Linked DNA regions of Homo sapiens: region 2 is linked to region 1. The links are chromatin loops, found by intact Hi-C in ENCODE. Cell type or tissue: Caco-2. All regions are shown on one strand. Links, peaks and the distances in the headings refer to the core of each region. The heading gives the core; the rest is flanking DNA. Region 1 overlaps SLC35D2 (solute carrier family 35 member D2). Region 2 overlaps ZNF367 (zinc finger protein 367).

Evidence for each region. Peaks named below come from ENCODE experiments on the same cell type or tissue, not always from the same donor. Only the 100,000 strongest peaks of a DNase experiment are listed, where the experiment ranks them.
Region 2: a loop joins it to region 1, with 5 times the contacts of the local background. A loop is called at or near these places in 17 of 110 quality-filtered maps.

What each region holds. Positions count from the first base shown.
Region 1 is chr9:96,334,248-96,345,289 of GRCh38, forward strand. SLC35D2 (solute carrier family 35 member D2) reads right to left here. Exons shown (of 12, transcript NM_007001.3): 8 at 9,657-9,749; 9 at 2,470-2,537. It overlaps SLC35D2-HSD17B3 (SLC35D2-HSD17B3 readthrough), which reads right to left. Exons shown (of 26, transcript NR_182427.1): 8 at 9,657-9,749; 9 at 2,470-2,537. Among named protein-coding and RNA genes, the nearest start is that of HSD17B3, 38 kb to the left of the region's middle. RefSeq lists enhancers at 8,231-8,755, 8,756-9,279. In Caco-2, for the core only: no CTCF peak of the experiment used is centred there; a DNase peak (open chromatin) is centred at 5,644.
Region 2 is chr9:96,385,270-96,396,311 of GRCh38, forward strand. It overlaps ZNF367 (zinc finger protein 367), which reads right to left. Exons shown (of 5, transcript NM_153695.4): 3 at 9,554-9,673; 4 at 7,129-7,267; 5 at 672-3,190. The coding sequence ends at 2,968. Among named protein-coding and RNA genes, the nearest start is that of SLC35D2-HSD17B3, 7.1 kb to the left of the region's middle. RefSeq lists an enhancer at 3,394-3,563 and a silencer at 6,978-7,272. In Caco-2, for the core only: no CTCF peak of the experiment used is centred there; a DNase peak (open chromatin) is centred at 6,242.

The DNA.
Region 1 (11,042 bases), core at 1,902-9,901:
TGGGGCAACCCCTGGCTACCAGCAGAAGCAAATACAACTTGTCCCTATAGAAAAGTGTCTCAAATTCCCAATTTCAGCTCATGGGACTGATCAAAGTTAAGCAAAATGGGCCGGGTGTGGCGGCTCATGCCTGTAATCCCAGCACTTTGGGAGGCCGAGGCAGGTGGATCACCTGAGGTCAGGAGTTTGAGACCACCCTAGCCAACATGATGAAACTCCGTCTCTACTAAAAATACAAAAATTAGCCAGGTGTGGTGGTGGGCAACTGTAATCCCAGCTACTCAGGAGGCTGAGGCAGGAGAATCACTTGAATGCAAGAGGCAGAGGTTGCAGTGAGCCAAGATCGTGCCACTGGACTCCAGCCTGGGAGACAAAGTGAGACTCCATCTCAAAAAAAAAAATTTTTTTTAAGCAAAATGCTCACAATCACAGGTCACCAAACACAGAAGAAAGCAAACCACAATGAACATCGCCTGAAACAAAAAAACTGCATGCTTAAATTCTCAAGAGCTGCTGCCAATGCTGGGATTGTCAGATACAGAATATGGAATAGCTGTGTGTGACACCTAAAGAAATAAAAGGCACAGTCACAAGGATCACCAGTGAGAGTATTCTAAATGAACAGATACGTTTGGGAAAAAACTGTGGAACTTTTACAAATAAAATATAAAATTGTTAAAATCAAAAACTCCATCAACATTAAATCATTAAATCAGACACAGCTAAAGAGAGAACTAATGAATGGAAGATAGACAGAAATGTTTTTACTGCATGTGAGTACATCATTGCAATTGAAATCAAGTTTGAGAATTGAAGAGTGTTGATCAAAGAGGTCAGGAGTTGTCTTTGTTCATTTACACAGAATGAAAAGTGTGGCAGGTGAGAGGGAATCCATCTTCCTTCACAGGAAAAATCATTTGATGAGTAATTCCCTGCTATAGGAATTCAAGGGCCCCTTCAGTATGGGAGAAGGTACCAATGCCTGTATTGGAATGAATGCCCGCTCAGGGAGGATACTCCCAAGATTTCCAACAGTGTTGCCTCTGGGGAAGAAAACTACAGTGTGGAGGCGAGGAAGAATGGAGGGGAGTTGGTGTTCCCTATTTATTCTTTTTGTTTGTTTGTTTGTTTGAGATGGAGTCTCCTCTGTCACCCAGGCTGGAGTGCCGTGGCGCGATCTTGGCTCACTGCAACCTCCACCTCCTGGGTTCAAGCGATTCTTCTGCCTCAGACTCCTGAGTACCTGGGACAACAGGTGTGCATCACCACACCCAGCTAATTTTTGTATTTTTAGTAGAGATGGGGTTATGCCATGTTGGCCAGGCTGGTCTCAAACTCCTGAACTCAGGTGATCCACCTGCCTCAGCCTCCCTATTTATTCTTTTGCACCTTTTTAATGATTTCCTAGTTGCATGTATCACCTATTCATGCAAAGGGATTTTCAAGTCTTTAGAAGACTGAAATAGACACAAACTATATGGTCTCTCAACCAGAAGATATACCTAAAGAAAATTTCAAGAACGGGGCCAGGCGCGGTGGCTCACGCCTGTAATCCCAGCACTTTGGGAGGCTGAGGTGGGCAGATCACAAGGTCAGGAGATTGAGATCATCCTGGCTAATACAGTGAAACCCCATCTCTACTAAAAATACAAAAAATTAGCCAAGTGTGGTGGTGCATGCCTGTAATCCCAGCTACTCGGGAGGCTGAGGCAGAATTGCTTGAACCTGGGAGGCAGAGGTTGCAGTAAGCCAAGATTGTGCCACTATACTCTAGCCTGGGCAACAAAGCAAGACTCCATCTTCAAAAAAAAAAAAAAAGAAAGAAAGAAAATTTCAAGAACAAAAAAGCCTAACTGTTGGACAATACAACAGCCTGGACATCTCTCTTTAGAAATTTTCCTGAATATAGCAGGTATAGCACTATAGGAAAAGGCTGTCATAGTCACATAATTATTTGAGGAAGGGATCTTGAAAAACTAAGGACATGGTGACAAAGATGAAAACATATTACTGCCAGGCCTGGAGGCAGGAGCCTGTAGTCCCAGCTAATCAGGAGGCTAAGGTAGGAAGATTGCTTGAGCCCAGGAGTTTGAGTCCAGCCTGGGCAACACAGTGAGACCCCATCTCTTAAAAAACAAAAACCAAAAAATCCTCAGCATTGAACTTGAAATGTCAGCTGACTTCATTTCAGACAAACTTTCAGAAATCAATAGGCAACATCATATTTTGAAGAAGAACAGGACATTAGCATGACTTTCAAAAACAAGAGTTGTATGCTTGTTCCTGGTCTTTCAGGCTGGGTTTCCAGGTATCCTGGGTCCCTGACACCTCCTTTGCTGCAGGGGTACTTTCCAGAGAAAGTCAGAGAAACACAAAGGAATTCTGACAGAATAGACAGAAGGCATATCTTGATTTGACTTGTCAAGAGATACTGTTGACCAATGCTTCTACTTATCTATGGTTTCTTACCCCAAAAAACAGGAAAGAAGAAACTGTAGGATAAACACAACATTCTTCCATTGGTTGAATTCAGTAGCCTATTATTAAAAAGAAAAAAACTAATGATTAGGTTAATAATACTGCAGTTTAAATTTACTGGTTTTACCAAACTGCATTTTGATACAGGAACCATCTTCCCAAACAGAAAACATAAAGCTAAAAATCCTAGGTCATACTAGTTGTGGGACATTGGGCAAATTTATTTTCTTCCCTGAACTTCAGATTCATTTTACAAAATCTAGCTTATTTAAAAAAAGGAAAGCCTTCCTCAAAACGTTGATATAAGGACTGAAAGAAATTGTTTAGGACTGTGCTGATGGCCAGCACAAAATCGCAAACGCTATTATCGCTGAGGCTATCATTGATTCACTGACTTTATACACCTTTACTAATTTAATTTGTGGTCCCAAATTCAAGGTTGGGTTTATTTTTTATAAATCGTTTTAGAAGAAAGTTAATTATCTCTTTTTTTTCTTTCTTTTTTCAGACCAGGTCTTGCTCTGTCACCCAGGCTGGAGTGCAGTGGTGTGATCATGGCTCACTGCAGCCTCTACCTCCTGGGATCAATCAGTTCCTCCCACCTCAGTCTCCTGAGTAGCTGGGACTACAGGCACAGGCCACCATGCCTGGCTAATTTTTTTTTTTTCTTTAAGTAGAGACAGGGTCTCACCATGTTGCCCAGGCTGGTCTCAAACTCCTGGGCTCAAGTCATCTGCCTGCCTTGGCCTCCCAAAGTACTGGGATTACAGGCATGAACCACCACACCCAGCCAAAAAGTTTATTCTTAATTAATAATGTAGGCAAGAAAAGTTTAAGGTCATAAACTGTTCTCAGGAACTTGCACATGCTTAGGAAGTATTGTGAACAAATAAACTATTATTTGCTACTTATAAAGCAATCAAGTAATTGGGGTGGAGGACATGGTAGACAAAGAAGTTTAAGACTTCATTTTTGGCCGGGCGCAGTGGCTCACGCTTGTAATCCCAGCACTTTGGGAGGCCGAGGCGGGTAGATCACCTGAGGTCAGGAGTTTGAGACCAGCCTGGCCAACATGGTGAAACCCTATCTCTACGAAAAATACAAAAATTAGCCAGGCGCAGGGGCAGGTGCCTGTAATCCCAGCTACTACAGGGGCTGAGGCAGGAGAATCACTTGAACCCGGGAGGCAGAGGTTGCAGTGAGCCGAGGTCACGCCATTGCACTCAGCCTGGGTAACAAAAGCAAAACTCCACCTCAAAAAAAAAAAAAAAAAAAAAAAACTCAATTTCTGCTCTCCAGGAATTTAATCCCTAGCTGAGAAAATAAAATTAACCCTCTTGAGGTGACAGGTGACAATAAGGAGTATTTTATTCATGGTTGGCCCCTGCCTGTATCCAAAAACGATCTGAAAGTGTCTGAAGACTGCCCGTAAGTATGTGCTCAATAACATGATCGAATATAAGTTCTACTCACTTTCTATTAAGCAATACTTTGTTAGCCAAGTTTTAGAAACTCAATGTATTTAAAATGAAATCTTTTAAGTTTATAATTCAAATTTTTAAACAATTAAGGTAGAATTCTCTTCTCCAATCTGTACCATCTTGTCACATTTCACTGTCATTGTTTCATGAGTAATGCTTTGCCCACTTCACTTCTCAAAAGGATACACATGACAAAAATTAGCTGGGCATGGTGGTGTGCACACTTGTAGTCCCAGCTACTGGGAAGGCTGAGGTGGGAGGATCACCTGAGCCCAGGAGATGGAGGCTGCAGTGAGCTGTGATGGTACCACTGTACTCCAGCCTGGGCAACAGAGTGAGACCCTGTCTCAAAAAAAAAAAAAAAAAATACACGTTAAATGTTCCTAATTGTTGAAACTGGCTGATGGGCATATATGTGGAGTTTGTCATGTCACTCCGTCTCCTTCTGTATATGTTTGACAGTTTCCTTGCGTCATAACACTTTTTGTTAAATGTTCACTTATGAAAGAAAAATATAATAAATATAAATCTGTCTTTCCAGCAAGCCCCAAGCTAATCAAAGGAGCAGAAAACTTCCAAAAGAATTAAAGCCAAAAAGTTTATGCTTAAGGTAGTCAAAGACCAAAACAAAACAAAACCACAAAAATCATGGGAAACACTTAGTGTCTGAAATTAAAATAAAATTGGGAATAAGAGAAATACTTAAGTTTTAAATTTCAAACCAAGGGTAGAAAAACATCTATTCTCTCAAAGAGCTAAAAGTATTTATGCAAACAGTAAAATATCAATCAATCCATTAATAAGAAATAAATAAAAACTCTATATGTGTTCCTGATACTACAAAATCCATTGAGGGCTATTTTGTGACTCTCATAAAATATTTAGATTCTTCACCAACCTAAATTTTGTTTTGTTTTTTTTTGAGATGGAGTCTCGCCCTGTCGCCCAGGCTGGAGTGCGGTGGCACGATCTCAGCTCACTGCAACCTCCACCTCTCGGGTTCAAGCGATTCTCCTGCCTCAGCCTCCCAAGTAGCTGGGACTACAGGCACTCGCCACCACACCCAGCTAATTTCTGTATTTTTAGTAGAGACAGGTTTTCACCATGTTGGCCAAGATGGTCTCGATCTCTTGACCTCATGATCTGCCCGCCTCAACCTCCCAAAGAGCCGGGATTACTGGCGTGAGCCATCGTGACCAGCCCCAACCTAAATTTTTATAGATTTTAGTTTTATTTCCTTAATAATGATGAGACGGTATTAGTGGCATTTTTAAAATAATGCAGCATGATTTATTTTTAAATCATAAAAAATAATGTAGCATTATTTATTTTTAAAAAGAAATAATCAAAGGTAAACAACAATAAAGCCCTTCTTCCTTTAGACTTACTGTTGGAACGTGAGTCTTTTTCACTTTGCACTCAGGGTTTTTTAATCAGGGAAAAAAAGTCCTATTATTTATCTCTATTCATCAACTGTAATATACTAGATGTACTTTGAACCTATTGCAGTGATTCAAATACTAAAGAAAGTTCACCCGCTGAGTATTTTCCAAGGGCCTAATTTGTTAACAAGAGAAGCTGTCATCTCTGACTTTGTTCATCAGAGATAGAATTGAGGCACTGTTAATAGATCTATTGACTGTGTAAGTCCAAAGTCTGGGCTTGAATTCCCGGAGGAATGAGTCACACACACACATTTACCACAATCTCTGATCTTCTCCATCGCTCCTAGTCCCAGTTAACCAGGGAAAATGACTCATCAAGTTTCTTTCCATTAACAAGAGAAGTTAACATTTTGCTCTAATTCATTAATCAGCTTTCAGAACACTCAAACCAAACTTGGTAAACAAAAAGCAATTTTATATTACAGGCTAACACACCTAATTCATTTCTTTCTCCTATTTGGTTTACAATCTAAAATGAATTCCACCACATTCAAAAGGGACCAATGGGAAGAAATTTGCCCTGATTCAGTGAATACAGAGCAATGTTAGTAGTGGAAATCTCACTGTTGTTTTTTGCTTTTTGTTTTTTATATGGGGTTGATGGCTTTTTTCTTGCAGATTACAGTGAGTGTCTCATATATTTTGGCATCTCGTCATACAATACTTTTAAAAACTAGTCAAACTTGGCTGGGCGCAGTGGCTCACGTCTGTAATTCTAGCATTTTGGAAGGCCGAGGCGGGCAGATCACGAGGTCAGGAGTTCGAGACCAGCCTGGCCAACATGGTGAAACCCTATCTTTACTAAAAATACAAAAATTAGCCGGGCATCATGGTGGCGGGCGCCTGTAGTTCCAGCTACTCAGGAGGCTGAGGCAGGAGAATCGCTTGAACCCAGGAGGCGGAGGTTGCAGTGAGTCGAGATCATGCCATTGCACTCTAGCCTGGGCAACAGAGGGAGACTCCATCTCAAAAAAAAAAAAAAAAAAAAAAAAAAAAAAACTAGTCAAATTTTTAACTCCATGACTTGACTTGTACTTTGTTATTTTATAGAAGGCCTTTTATTATGGTTATAACTATACTCTATATCTTCTAATTATAATTTTTCTTATTGGTTTTGAAAAACAAATCTATATAGTTAGCACTTTGGTCCATCTGGAATTTCAATGATTAGCAGTCACTCTGGCGGCTCGAAGGTACTTACAGACTTTCTAAAGGAACTTCTGTTTGAAATCTTTGAAGTCTGATCAAATAGAAGAGGCTAAACAGGGTAAATATTCGGATATTCCAGTACCACAAGCCAGAATAGGAGGAGGATATTCTCCTAGAGCATTAGGATTTAATAAAGTATATGTTAGCTGAGCACAGTGGCTCACCCCTGTAATCCCAGCACTTTGGGAGGCTGAGAAAGGCAGATCACTTGAGGTCAGGAGTTTGAGACCATCCTGGCCAACATGGTGAAACCCCGTCTCTACTAAAAATACAAAAATTAGCTGGGTGTGGTGGTGCGCTCCTGTAATGCCAGCTACTCAGGAGGCCGAGGCAGGAGAATTGCTTGAATGTGGGAGACAGAAGTTTCAGTGAGCCAAGATCATGCCACTGCACTCCAGCCTGGGTGACAGAGTGAGACGCTGTCTCAAAAATATAAAATAAAATAAATAAAAATAAAGTATATGTTAGGTCTCTTGTACTTTCTATAAGGGAAGGATATGTTTTCACACATGAAGGAGAAAACAAACACTTTTCATATACAAATGAAGTAAATAAAGATGACAGTGGAGGATGTGTTTCTAGAGCCAGAGTGCCTGGACTGACCACCTGCTATCCTTGGGAATGTATTTAAGCACAATGCCCTAGATGCTTTGCCTATACGATAGAAATAGTAACAGGACCTTCTCTTCTGCTGTGGAAATGCAGTGAGATAGTTCATGAACAATGCTTTGAAAAATGTCTGACATAATAAGCCCTCAGCAAGTATTAGCTATTATTATTATCACATGAGAAAGCAGAAGATTCCACATGATAATCATTACAGGCAGAGGGCAACTTCTGAAAACACCATGCTACAAGTTTATAAGTCAATGACGTTGATGTAAGAACACATATTTCTTCTGAAACAATGTTATACATTATTAACATAATACACCTAATCTATTTTACTCATAAAGAACCTAAAATTCAGTTTCTGGTCACTATGCCTTTCATAGTGTTGTTGCCATGGGGAAATATGCTTTTAGCCCCAGTGAGATGTTTTAACAATATTTAGGAGTTTCTAGATTTATATTTTTGGAAAAAAAAAATATATATATATCTAAAATACCAGAATTTCAGAACAGATAAACTCCGCTGATTTAAAAAAACAAAACAAAACAAAAACAAAAAAAAACCCTCGTTTCTATAATAATGAAAGGAGACAAGCCTCTAGGACCACTTCATTAAGAGTTCATAATTTTTCTTTTTATCTTTTTTCCTTTTTTTTTGAGATGGAGTCTCGCTCTGTCACCCAGGCTGGAGTGCAATAGCGTGATCTCGGCTCACTGCAACCTCTGCCTCCCAGGTTCAAGTGATTCTCCTGCCTCAGCCTCCTGAGAAGCTGGGATTACAGGCACCCGCCACCATGCCTGGCTTATTTTTGTATTTTTACTACTACTAAAAATACTCTCTACAAATGGGGTTTCATCACGTTGGCCAGGCTGGTCTCAAACTCCTGACCTCAGGTGATCTGCCTGCCTCGGCCTCCCAAAGTGCTGGGGTTACTGGTGTGAGCCACCTCGCCTGGCCAAGAGTTCATAATTTTGTTTTGTGTAATGTTGGAGCACTGACTCAGTTTAAAATTGATTGATGGTAGCTGAAAAACAAATACTGTGTTTTCAGGTATCATGCCCTGCTCATTCTTACTAGAGAGGTGCAGGTGCCCGCTTTATCTTCCAAAACGGAATTAACAGGGAGGCTCAGGTTCACAACGTTCTAAATAACCCGAAAAAGAGAGCTCTTTATCGAGATTGGTGCCACTTGGTAGTTTTCCATATAAACCCGTGGAAATGGCTGTTTGTGCCCGGGGACGAGGTTGCTAAGCCCTTCTGCTGATCCCTCCTTCTGGGAAGAGAATTGGACAAGTGAGAAAGTCCAGCTGGAGAAAGAACAAGGAGCTGCCCAGGAGTCCACAGCAGCCTGCAGCCTTTCAGAGTCACTCAGACCCTAAAAGAGCTGCAAATGGGATTGACTTTCAACTGGTGGGCAACATACACCCATGCTGATTGCTAAATATGGAAACACTGTCCTGTCCATGGGTAAATGGGTGCTGCCCCAGCCCCAGGCCAGCAATGACGGGGTTATCGCCTGGCTGGTCAGGGCTGTGTCCGGAGTCGAGTCTGTGGGTGGAGGTCCCGCTGAGGAGGGTTTTGCCCATCGCATCTCGTTTCTCACAGTCACTTACACATCAGCAAAGTTCTCAGAGGCTGTGTGGCCCGCGACTTCCTGAAGAAGTCCGGGCTTGCACCCTTCGGGGTGGCCACTGGAGCTGTCACTATGGAGAATGTCCACACGTCCTGAGAGACTTGGCCTCCACCGCTCCACTGGGCCTCAGATCTTACCACTAATTTACCATTTTATTTGTCTCTCACCAGCAGCAGATACGGTTTCAGGGCAAATGCTGAAAGAACAACACCTTCCCAAAATTCAAATGTGGATCCTGGAATATTTAGAGGTAAAATGGCGTGATGGCTGGGATAGGTTTTAAAATACTCCAGAGGAACAAAAAGCTGGGGATGGATGAGGACAGATAAAATAAGATGGCAAAATGCCAAAGTGTTGAAGCTAGGTGGTGGGTCCCTGACAACTCATTGAATTACTCTATTTTGTGCATGTTTCAAAATGTCCGTAATAGAAAGTAACAAATAAATAAACAAACCTATGTTTTAAAATGATCAAAATCCCCTTCTAGGGTAAGTAGCTCTCCCAGGGTCCCCACATTAGCAAAGGGGGATATGGAATTCAAACTCAGATTTGTATTGTTGTTTTCCAAAAAGTACCAAGTCCAGAGTTCTTGGCTCTCCTTGATATGTGGCTAAGGATAAATGCCAATGCAAGGGTAGTGCCAAAAGGTGTTACTAGGGATATCAAACATCTTGTTATCATGTACCCTCCTGGTAGTCCTAGCTAACTTTACACTTTTTGTTTCAGTGCATATCAAATGTTAAATATTAAATTTTTTAAAGCCAGCTAAGGAAAACTGTAATGATTGTCATCAGCTCACCTGTTGCAGGTCTCCAGTGGAGACACTAATAATAAGAGTTGGGATAATCATGAAGCAGGCATTGTAGAAAAGTACTCCGTATTTCCCTAGCTCCTGCAAAAACAAAAATGTAAAAACCACTCAGTTTCAGAAACGTGAGGCACAGATTTCCTGGAGCCATTTATACAACTGCATATTCATGCGAAGTTAGAATGTGCATTCTGAGCAACTCTTTTGGAATATTTTCAGCAAATTTCTGACATAAAATGCTTTGGTTTGAGGGTACTGAGATTTTGGAATAAACATTTGTTTTACACCAAAACTACAGAGAAAACGCATGGCAGTGGGAAGCCTCTAGGGTTCCATTCATCTCCAGCATTCTAATTATGTGGGGTTTTTTTTAAAGCATGTAATTCAAAATGGGAAATCTGGAACAAAATAAAGAACATTAAAAATGTTAATATAAACAAAACTCTTTAAAAACATCTGCTCTTTCCATTAAAGGACAGCAGCATCATATATTTACTTTCATTAAAGTGGCCACACCACTTCACCATTTTCAAAAAAGGATGACATATTGTGATCCTCAAAAGACAACAAACCTGTTTTTGCAAAACTTCTACCGTTAAAAAAAAAAAAAAAAAAAAGGCCATGCAGGGGAAAAAAAAAAAAAACAGAGCAGATAAAAAAAAAAAAAAAAGAGCAGATTAAAAAAAATAGCTCATGGAAATAAGCCTGTTGGTCAGAGTGAACTCCCTCATCCAGCACAAAGAGCTTGGAACAAAGAAACATATGCCTGACTCATCCTCCGGGCTTCCTTGTAACAGCTGGGGGTGGGGGAGGGATGGGGGAGGGGGAGGGATGGGGCCTCCACGTGACAGGCAGCCACACAAAAGCAAAGCTCCTCTGCCCCACCCCTCATCATCAGAAGCAGCAGCTATTGCTGGACAAGACCTTACAAATTATCCATTGCAGTCATTTCATTCCACAGATAAGGAAACTGAAGTTTGGAGAAGTTAAGGTTCAAAGTCACAACAGTCAGTAAGTAGAAAAACTTGTGTCTGTAGCCCACATCTCCAGACTCCAAACTAGCGCTCTCTGAACAAATATCGTGACCCCTGACCTTGCCTTGGTGATTGATGATGCTGGTAAAAAAATTAATTTGCCTTTCAGAATAATCCCTTTTTATATGTTCTGAGTGTGCATCTAAACTAGTGGCTTTTCCCATCATATCTCATTTTCACCCAAAATTTCGCAAATAATAACTTATACAGACAAGATAATTGAAAATAAGGAATTTACAGGTCATATTATATAAATTAAATTACATTCCAACTGTACACATTCATTTTCATTTTTCATATAATTCTAGGGGCCAGATGACAGAGCCAAAAAGCCATAGGCAAG
Region 2 (11,042 bases), core at 1,862-9,861, 51 kb after region 1:
AAAAAGAATATTTTAAAGTTATTTTTAATGATGACCTTCATCATAATTGCATTTAGTTTGATTGTATACACATACTTCCAGGACCTTACCTCGCTGTCAAAATCCCATCCTTACCCTGTTTAAACAGCAACTCACACTAAGGAGTTGCTTGTGATATTCTTCTGCACAAGGGTAGGACAGGCTGACCCTTGCCACTGCAAATACACAACTAAAGATCTACCAAAAATAACTGATGAAAAAAGAAAACCAATTTGCTAGACTCTTAGAAAAGTACACAGGCTTTAAATGGATTCTTGAGGAGCTGACCCCAGAGACAACCCATCCTAAATGTAAGTGAAATGAAATCCCTTTTCCTTATTACCCTAATTTAAGGCCTGGAAATGGGGTGGCAATAGTTCAATACTTATCCACAGCAGTATATTTTTAACACTGTAGTAATGAACCCGATGAGGAAGTTAAATATCTATAACCTTAAAAGCCATAATTAAAGTAAGAAAAAGCAATCCACACTGTACTTACAACTACGCAAACATGTACTGAAATAATACTGATGGCTGAACATAAGGCTGTAGGTGATGTTTCTATCTTTTAAATTTTTTTATATCATGGTTATTATATTTTCGATAGGAAAACAAATGATAAAGGCTTTAAGAATGACCGTGTACTTTAAATTTTAAATTAAAATAAATTTTTATTCAAAGCATCTTTTAAAATTACAGCATGTTTATTCTTATGCTGTTAACTCTGCCAAACTACAACTTAGCCATATGAAGCATAAAACACTTCAAAAATTTGAATGTAAACCATTTTTTAAAACAAAAAGCAGTCTTAACACACCTCAAATTTTAGATACCAATGTATTTTTCCAAGTATATAGCTTATATCAAAAAGAACATTTTAAATGTTTCTAAATAGTTGTGATAATTTCTTAAACTGTTGCAATTATACAAATAAAAAATGTTTATGAAAAAACTATTAGAGTTGACAAAAGCTGACTGGAGAAACAAGGAAAAACCCTTACTTTTGAAGGCCTTAAATGTTATCATCTGTGAATTGGCAAATATTTGTATTTGAAAAATTCTTACTACCCTTCCTTCTTTAGTTAAGTTGATCAAAGTTCAAATTTCCCAAGACTGATGAGTGTTGTTTTTAGTTCATTAAATCACATATTTGAGAGCAAAAATTCTAGAGGAAATGCTGAAACATAAACCAAGATAATTCAGATGCTATAGTCTCTCTTACCAGCTTATAAGTGCTCCAAATTAAAATTCTATATACCACATTACAAAAAAATTCTTAGACCATTACAAATATAAATTCTCTTATTACAAAAAAATCCCTAAAGATTTGTAATTTACTGTACAGAGGAATTACATTTTTAAAGTATGTCCTCATCATACACATTATTCGTAACTATCGTATCTTCTTTCATACTTTTTCTCCTCTTCAAGACATTTACATGCCTCCCCTTCCCCGTGGCTACATATTTTAAACTATCTGTGTACTATGACACATTGGGATTTTTGGATAAAGAAGCCTACTTTGTAATGTTTAAACTACATCTGTAGGAACGTCTTCAACTCAAAAAAGCTAAAAAGGCACTGAAGAGCCCATATTTCCCTCTATTACTCTGAGTTTTACTCCAATTAAGCGATCTGTAAGTTACCATGCTATGCATGTCATTTAGTTCTGTTTAGAACAAAAGCCAAAATGATGGAAGTTTTGCCTACATAAAGGAGGTGGTCTGCTCAGCTCTTGATTTTTCTGTTCATGCTTCAGTACATAAAGTGGTGTTTAATAACTTTATTTGGAAAAATGGCTTCAAACCACCACACAAGTTAACACACTTGCAGTTAAAACTATTTCAGAAGCCTACTTATTTGAGTAGCTAATATTTTCTGCAGTGTTTAACTGATAGCTAAATTTAGTGAACACAAAATAGCTTGGCATGTTACTCTGAAGTAAAGCAAGAAGGTGGCTTTATGCACTGAAAATATAAATATGGAGGCTTCCATTTGCTAATAATTCTAAACAAGCAGTACAATTAAAATGTAGTGTTTGCTAACAAAAGATCTAAAACATTTCACTACAAAACAACCCTGCAGGTGTCCCTTTAGTAAAAATCCAAGTGCCAAATCTCATTACAGGGCCCTTAATATGTATTTTTAAAATTACCAATTACTATGTTACCTAGACTTTGCAAGATTAATCACTCAATTTCAGCAAATGAGAAATATGAAATGTGCAAAAGTTCCCAAGTTAACATGCTAGGGATGACAAGTGCTTTTCAAACTTAAACATTATACTGAGTTGTAAAGCCCCAGATAGAATAAGACTGATTTTGCTCCAATTTCAAAAATTCTGAACTATTGTGCATCTTACCAAGAGCCTCAAATATCTATTTTCTTCTAAGTCCATTACTTAGAACATCTTCCAAAATAGCCTCCCATTTCTCTAGCCTTAGTGGGCACAGTATTTTGCAATTAAAATTATCTATCTTACATATTTTATACTTTCTTGCTTGCTTCAGTGTTTACAGTATTGTTAAACATACTAATATATATTGTTAAAAATGATCTTATAAATAATCTGTTTTAATCTTCTTTGGCTATTTGTACCATTCTGTTTTTCAAACAAGTGTCTTATTCAGAAAGTGCTTCCTGTGAGAACTGCTTCCAATGAATGCATTAAACTTGCAAAATCTAGCTTCCCACAATATGTAGTTTTCTACCCTGTACTGTGCAGTCCATATTTACAAAATATTTTAAACTTTACGATGAATTCATTTCCATATTAAAAAAGTGCAGTTCTCTCTCACCCCATATTCTGGGGCAATAACATTCTTCATAAATTTCTACAGAATAGCAGCCTATGATAAGCAAATAAGGTGCTTAGCTTATGCCCAAGGATCTACTTTTTAAGTATGCTGGGCAGTACTTTTGTACAGTGGAAGAGTCAGTGTCCAAGCTACTGTCGGAGTGGCGCCCCAGTCAGGTTGGCAAGCTCTATGAGCGCGAGGGCTCCATGCAGGCGCTCCCGCTGCTCCTGCAGCCGGCGCTGGGCCCCTCTCTTCTCGTCGTCCTCTTCATCAGACTGAAGGTATTCCAGAGGGTCCTGCTGCTCCTGATCAGCCTTCTGAACCAGCTTGCCTTTCAAAGTGGGGGTGCGCTGCTCTCTCATTTCCCAATACCTATGTGAAATGCAGCAACATTAGTTACATGGCAGACATGAAATTTCCAAATGTTTACTTTTCTTTTAAAAAGTTCCATACCACAATATTACTTTTATGTGGTTCAGTTTATAAAGTTATAAAGTGATTTAACATAAATTTCCTATTTATAGAGGAAAGAAACTGAAGTTCAACGAGGTTAAGAGACGTGCTCAGGTTTCCACAATAAACCTGGCAGTTCTAGATCTTCTACTCACTCTCAAATCACGTTTTTGCCATTAAACTATCACCGCCTTAAAGAGCCTGTGTGAAATGGACTTGAGTAAAATACAGAAATAGTAGAAAAAACAGTCTTTAGAAACTTATTTATCCTATCTACAGAGGGATGGTAACTTCTGACAGCGTTAACGCTGTAAATATTAAACCCACAAACTATGAAAAAGTGATTAACATCTGTGACACAGAGTTTATTCAAAAACTTAAAAACACTACCCTTATTCTGTTACATGGCCAACTGATAATTTACAAGAGAAAATGCAAATGCTCAACTCTTTGGTAACTAAAGAAATGAGTATTTAGGCTGGGCGCAGTGGCTCACGCCTGTAATCCTAGCACTTTGGGAGGCAAGGCAGGCAGATCACTTGAGGTCAAGAGTTCAAAACCAGCCTGGCTAACATGGTGAAAACCCCTCTGTACTAAAAATACAAAAAAATTTGCCGGGCATGGTGGCAGGCACCTGTAATCCCAGCTACTCCAGAGGCTGAGGCAGGAGAATGACTTGAACCTGGGAGGCGGAGGTTGCAGCAAGCTGAAGTCGGGCCGCTGCACTCCATCCAGGGTGACAGAGCGAGACTCCGTTTCAAGAAAAAAAAAAAAAAGAAAAATGCATTTTAAATGACAGTAACAGATCATACAAAACTGTCCATACAAAGCCTTGTATATTAATGTTCATAGTAGCTTTATATGTAATAGCCAAAAATAACCCAAATGCCCATCGAGAGAATAAACAAACTACATTTGTATAAAACTACTATTTTATAGTGACAGCAGATCAGTGTTGTATGGGGGGAAGGGGGACAGGGAGGAATGTGTAGTTCAGTTCACAAAGGGGGCACGAAGAAACTTGGAAATGATGGATATGTTCACCATCTTGATTGTGGAGATGGTGTCACAGTATATACATGTCAAAAATGTATCAAATTGTATACTTTAAAATGTATTAAACTGTACACTTTAAATGTATCATAATTTCTTATATGCTACTTATATACCAACAAAGCTGTTTTTATTTATTTTTATTTTATTTTTCGAGACAGAGTCTCACTTTGTCACCCAGGCTGGAGGGCAGTGGCACAATCTTGGCTCACTGCAACCTTCGCCTCCTGGGTTCAAACTATTCTCGTGCCTCAGCCTCCTGAGTAGCTGGAATTATAGGCGCCCACCACCATGCCTGGCTAATTTTTTTTTTTTTTTTTTTTTTTTTGGAGACAGAGTTTCACTCTTCTTGCCCAGGCTAGAGTGTAATGACGGGATTTTACCATGTTGACCAGGCTGGTCTTGATCTCCCGACCTCAGGTGATCTGCCTGCCTAGGCCTCCCAAAGTGCTGGGATTACAGGCGTGAGGCACCGCACCAGGCCTGTATTTTTAGTAGAGATAGGGTCCTGCCATTTAGCCAGGCTGATCTTGAACTCCTGACCTCAGGTGATCCACCCACCTCAGCCAAAGTGTTGGGATTACAGGCGTGAGCCACCGCACCCAGCCCCAACAAAGCTGTTTTTAAAATTACATACCAAAAAAAAAAAGAAATACAACTACCAAATTTCAGGAAATCCAGACTACTTAAAGTGGAAAAGTTTTGGCAATGCCCACAGAGGTCTAAAAAAAGAAAGTGCAAATTGTTCAGTATGACTTGAAGGATGACTAGAAGAGGAGAATGGCAAAAGATAAGTTCAGCAAGTCAGCAGGAACCAGGTAAGGAAGGACTTTGAATTCCATAATAAAGGGTTTAGGCTTTAGACTGAGGATCATACTGACATTTTAGAAAGATCCCTCTGGCAGCAGCATGGAAAATGGATTGAGAGCATTCAAGTGGCTGAATTTGAGTTAGTAAGGAGGTAGATGTCATAACTTGGTCACTGAGTAGACAGCAGAAAGACAAGGAGGCGAGGTGCGGTGGCTCATGCCTGTAATCCCAACAGTTTGGGAGGCCAAGGTGCGAGAATCACTTGAGGCCAGGAGTTTGAGACCAGCGTGGGCAACGTGACAAGACCCAGTCTCTACAAAAAACTTAAAAATTAGCTGGGCATGGTGGCACACACCTGTGGTCCCAGCTACTCAGGGGGCTGAAGTGGGAGGATCACTTGAGCCCAGGAGGTCAAGGCTCAATGAGCTAATAATCCTGCTACTACAGTCCAGTCTTGACAACAGAGTAAGACCCTGTCTCGAAAAAAAAAAAAAAAAAAAAAAAGACAAGGATGACCAGTAAGCTTCTGGCTGGGACACAATTAGAAATAATGGGGCAGTAGGAGCTAACCAGGAGAAAGAGGAGGGGAGGAAGTGATGGAGATATTTAGTTTAAGGTACCCCTAGAATTGTCCATCTAAACAATTTCTATGACAGTGCTAACAAATTTCCCTGGACGTGAATAATCAAATAGTATTTCCAGATTCCATTATATAATTCTTATGTATTTTTATCCAAACAAAACAGAGTTTATTCCTTCAAATATTTATCAAGGCCCAGAAGCTCTGCTAGGCCCTAGGCTTACCATAATAAACAAGACAAATATCCCTGCCCGGGGAAGCTTTCAGTCTGGCAGGGAAGGTATAAAATAAACAAATAAATGTGTGATGGATGTTTTGAAAAGGAAAATGAAAGCATCTGTTAAGTTGGTCCCAGCCCGTTTGTTGCTGAGCAGGTCAGGGAGGCCTTCCTGAGTAAGAGATGAAGGTGAGCAAGAGGCTTAGCCAAGTGGGGAGTGAGTGCTCCAGGCAGAGGAAGCAGGGTGCACACAGGCCCTCATACAAAGGCACCTGTGTTGAGAAACCCACAGCCCAGCATGGCAGGGGACAGTTGCCTTATCAGAGGGAGGCAGGGCTATGGCAGCACAGCTAGGAATCCTGGACTTTACCCTAAGCAGCCAGTGAAGCCTGGGTGAGGCCTGAGCAGCTGCTGCTGGCTCGTGTACAGCAGACAGGCCCTTCAACCGAAATATCCTTAGAGAAATTCTTTTATACTGGCCCCCTTGTTGCCATTGGAAAAAATTAAATTGGTGTTTTTGGAACCTCACCTAAGAAGAACCACTAACATCTATCCCTGGTGTTTTTTTGTTTTGTTTTGCTTTGTTTTGAGACAGGGTCTCACTCTGTCACCCAGGCTGGAGTACAAGAGTGCAGTGGGGCCATCTTGGCTCACTGCAACCTCCGTCTCCCAGGCTCAAGCGATTCTTCTGCCTCAATCTCCCGAATAACTGGGATTATAGGCACGTGCCACTACTGCCCAGGTAATTTTTGTATTTTTAGTAAAGATGGGGTTTCACTAAGTTGACCAGACTGTTCTCAAACTCCTGACCTCAGGCGATCCACCCACCTCGGCTGTCTATCCCTGTTTTAATTGGCACGTAGCTAAGGCTAACATAAAGAAAATGAAAAAGGTTGCATTCATGACGAATGAAATACAATACATATAAAACATTTTTTCAAAATAGGAAAACTCTTCCTTTTAAAATAAACTGTAGTCTGGGCACTCTAATTATATTGTAATTTTCTATCACACACAGATCCTAAGATCCTAATACCACTCACAACAATTTTATAGAAAATCAGGGGTCATTTCTAATTATGTTATAAAATGTGTATAAATGCAGCTTATTTAAAATGAGAGGCATGTCCAGGTCCCTGACATAGCCCCAGCCCGCGCTGTGCATCTTCACGGTGGACTAAAGGCAGCATTCCTGACCTCGCCAGCCACTCGGCCGCGGCCTTGTTGTCGGCAGCCTGATGTTTGCTGAGTGTGTCCGTGGGCTCCTCTCTCTTCAGCCTGGCGTAGGGGTGCTTCGGACAGTGGCGGTTTGCATGGGTGAATCTGCTCAGGCAGCCTTCAAAACACAAGGTTAACACCTGTCAGGATCTGGACATCCAGCACATAGACATGTGGAAAACATTCAGTTTCACTGGTATCCAGAAAAGTAAATTAATATGGTGAAATTTAGGATCTATAATTTGGAGGAGAAAACAATCAAACCAGCACAGTCTCATCAGTGCTAGAGCGGGGACAGGAAGACAGTCACATTTTGGTCGTGGCCATGTGTGTCCAACACCATTGGAAAGTGATTTATTAGCATGAGTTCAAAATGTTCAAAATGGCAGGGCGTGGTGGCTCACGCCTGTAATCCCAGCACTTTGGGAGGCCGAGGCAGGCGAATCACTTGAGATCAGGAGCTAGAGACCAACCTGGCCAACACGGCAAAATGCCATCTCTACTAAAAATACGAAAATTAGCCGGGTGTGGTGGTCTCTGCCTGTAATCCCAGCTACTCAGGAGGCTGAGACAGGAGAATAGCTTGAACCCAGGAGGCAGAGGTTGCCGTGAGCCGAGATCACGCCATTGCACTCCAGCCTGGCGACAGAGCCAGACTCCATCGCAGGGGTCGGGTGGAGTTCAAAACCTCAGACCCGAGAATTCCATTTGTGGATTCCAACATAAGGAAGCATCCCAAAAGATGAACAAAGCTACACGTGTGAAAACATTCCCCTCAGCTTTGTTGGTAACAAGAACATTTAAAAAACAAATTAAATATTCAGACCAGGTGCAGTGGCTCATGCCTGTAATCCCAACACTTTGGGAGGCCGAGGCGGGTGGATCACCTGAGGTCAGCAGTTCAAAACCAGCCTGGCCAACATGGTCCCCCATCTCTACTAAAAATACAAAAATTAGCCGGACATGGTGGCACAAGCCTGTAATTCCAGCTACTCCAGAGGCTGAGGCAGGAGAATTGCTTGAACTCAGGAGGCGAAGGTTTCAGTGAGCCAAGATCGTGCCACTGTACTCCAGCCTGGGCGAAAAGTGAGACTCCATCTCAAAACAATAAAAAATAAATAAATAAATAAATGCTGGGCGCAGTGGCTCACGCCTGTAATCCCAGCACTTTGGGAGGCCAAGGTGGACGAATCACCTGAGATTGGGAGTTCAAGACCAGCCTGACCAACATGGAGAAACCCCATCTCTACTAAAAATACAAAATTAACTGGGTATGGTCGCGTATGCCTGTAATCCCAGCTACTCGGGAGGCTGAGGCAGGAGAATCGCTTGAACCCAGGAGGCGGAGGTTGCGGTGAGCTGAGATGGCGCCATTGCACTCCAGCCTGGGCAACAAGAGCAAAACTCCGTCTCAAAAAATAAATAAACAAATATTCATTATTCAACATAGAGGAAACCATTGCATATAGGCTTAAGCAAACTTGCTGGATGAAAACTTTGCAGACTTTTGCAACATTTGTAATAATCAAGAAAATTACAGAGCAACAGGACAGATTGCACGGAACTTCAAATATACTGTAACTGCATAAAAATGTGCATCTTTAGAAACTGATAAAAGATTAAGAAAATCACTTAGGATAATATGCTTACTTCACTTTAATAATTAAAAAGTTTAAAATGTTGCTCCAAAGGCTGTATTTACTTTTACAGATTTTTCTACTGCCTACAACTGGATATAGTATCTTTAATTGCCCTTTAAGGTTTCATCAAAAAGGATTACTTTATTTAAAAATCAATTATTTCTTAAGCCAGGCACAGAAAGACAAACATCACTTGTTCTCACTTATTTGTGGGATCTAAATATCAAAACAATTGAACTCGTGGAGATAGACAGTAGAACAATGGTGCCCAGAGGCTAGGAAGGGGAACTGGGGGATGAGGGGCAGGTAAGGATGGTTAATAGGTACCAAAAATAGAAAGAATGAATAAGACCTAGTATTTTATAGCACACGGTGACTATAGTCAATAATAATTTAACTGTACATTCTAAAATAAGTTAAGAGTATAACGGGATTATTTGTAACACAAAGGACCCATGCTTGAGAGGATGGATAGCCCATTTACCATGTGATTATTATGCATTGCATGTCTGTATCAAGTATCTCATGTACCCTGTAAATATGTATACGTACTGTGTACCCACAAAAATCAAAACCAACAAATTTTTAAAATCAATCATTTCTGAGAAATTCAGCATGTATCACAATTATCAAAGAAGAAAGCTTATAAAGTTTTATAAAATTTATATTAAAAAATCTTTCCCCTCAAAAAAATTCAAGGAAAGGATATTTTAACTGTTAAGTCACAACTAGTTATTCCATAAACTTAACTTCTAACACCGTACCATTTTCTGAACAAACAAAAGGTTTCTCTCCGGTGTGAAGACGCTGATGTGTTTTGAGCTGTCCACTTTGAACAAAGGCTTTTCCACAGTCTGGATAGTCACACAGATAGGGCCTCTCACCTAAGTAGACAGATGTTAGATATTATATCTGAGATAATAAGGCCAGAAGAGGAGGGGGATGGGGAGAGAATCAGCCTTTATATAGGTCATGACTCCCAATAACAATAAAACATGTCATGGCCCCTACTGAGCTGCAGGTGGAAATGCTAATGGCAGCACTTGGGTGGCATCAATGACTATCTGCTGGGGAACACAATCTATTCTTTAGGCCTTGAGGTTATCATCTTGAGCTTATCCCATATTTTTTCTCCCTCATACTCCAAATCACTAGATCTTGCTGATTCTTCACTATGTCTTCCACCCACTCCTGCCTTCCCACTCAGCTTCCCCTGGTCAGACGGGCAGCCCTCCCACTAGGATGAACCCTCCGACAGCCTCCTGGCCGGCCTCTTGTTTCTCCCCCTGCACAGCAATCCCAGAGTAGCTGGCATAGAAATCTGCTTTTGTCATACCAACTAGCTCCTGAACCACCCCCAAATCCTATTACACACCTTGGACAACTAAAAATTATCTGCTGACTTAAATGGTCCTCTAAGATCGGCACTCTAGGCAATCTCACCAACCTCATTAGCTACTGGGGTTAAGGGGCAGAGTTTATCCTTACTTCCCTCCTGGAGAATCATTCCAGCCAGGAGGCAGTTCCTCATCTTGTTCTAATCCTTGAAAATCCTATTTTCTCTGCCCATTCAAATCTTCCCAATCCTGTAGGCTCTCAGTGAGATTCTTCCTATCTCCCCAAATAACTGAATTCTTCCTATCTACCTCCAAATAATTGAACTTTGTATACCTTCATTAACCTGGGGTCCTGTGTTGTTTATGTGTCATGGTAGTCTCCTGCAAAGATTCCTAGTACCTTATACTTCACTTAAATTCCTATAGACAACACAGTGCCAGGCTCAAGTGCTGAAAAATTTGTTAATGATAATTAAACATTATTTATTGAAAAAAACATTATTTAATCAACAATTGTACATTAGTTTGCATTTTCCAGTATAACTCAAAGAATAACAAGTCCTCCCTAAATTTCTCATTATTTAGAGACATAATAAATGGTTGTGATAGTTGAATACAAGTTAAAATAAAACACAGATATAGGGGGATTGTTTAAAATAGTAAGGGAAAAGCTTTTTACAAAATATGCTAATAGGGCTCAACTATCCCTTAGGGATCCTCCTTTCAGTTCCTTGATGTACAGACATCTAGGCTGATGCCTGGGGTATCAGGTGACACAGTGAGGTAGTGGTGATCAGGACGGCACTCAGCCCTTTCTTCATTCTGCCACATAGTCTTGAATCTTACCCACACTGGCAACTCTACGGCCTACAAACCAGTTATCCAGGGGATATTTTAGAATATTTAGATTGAAAAA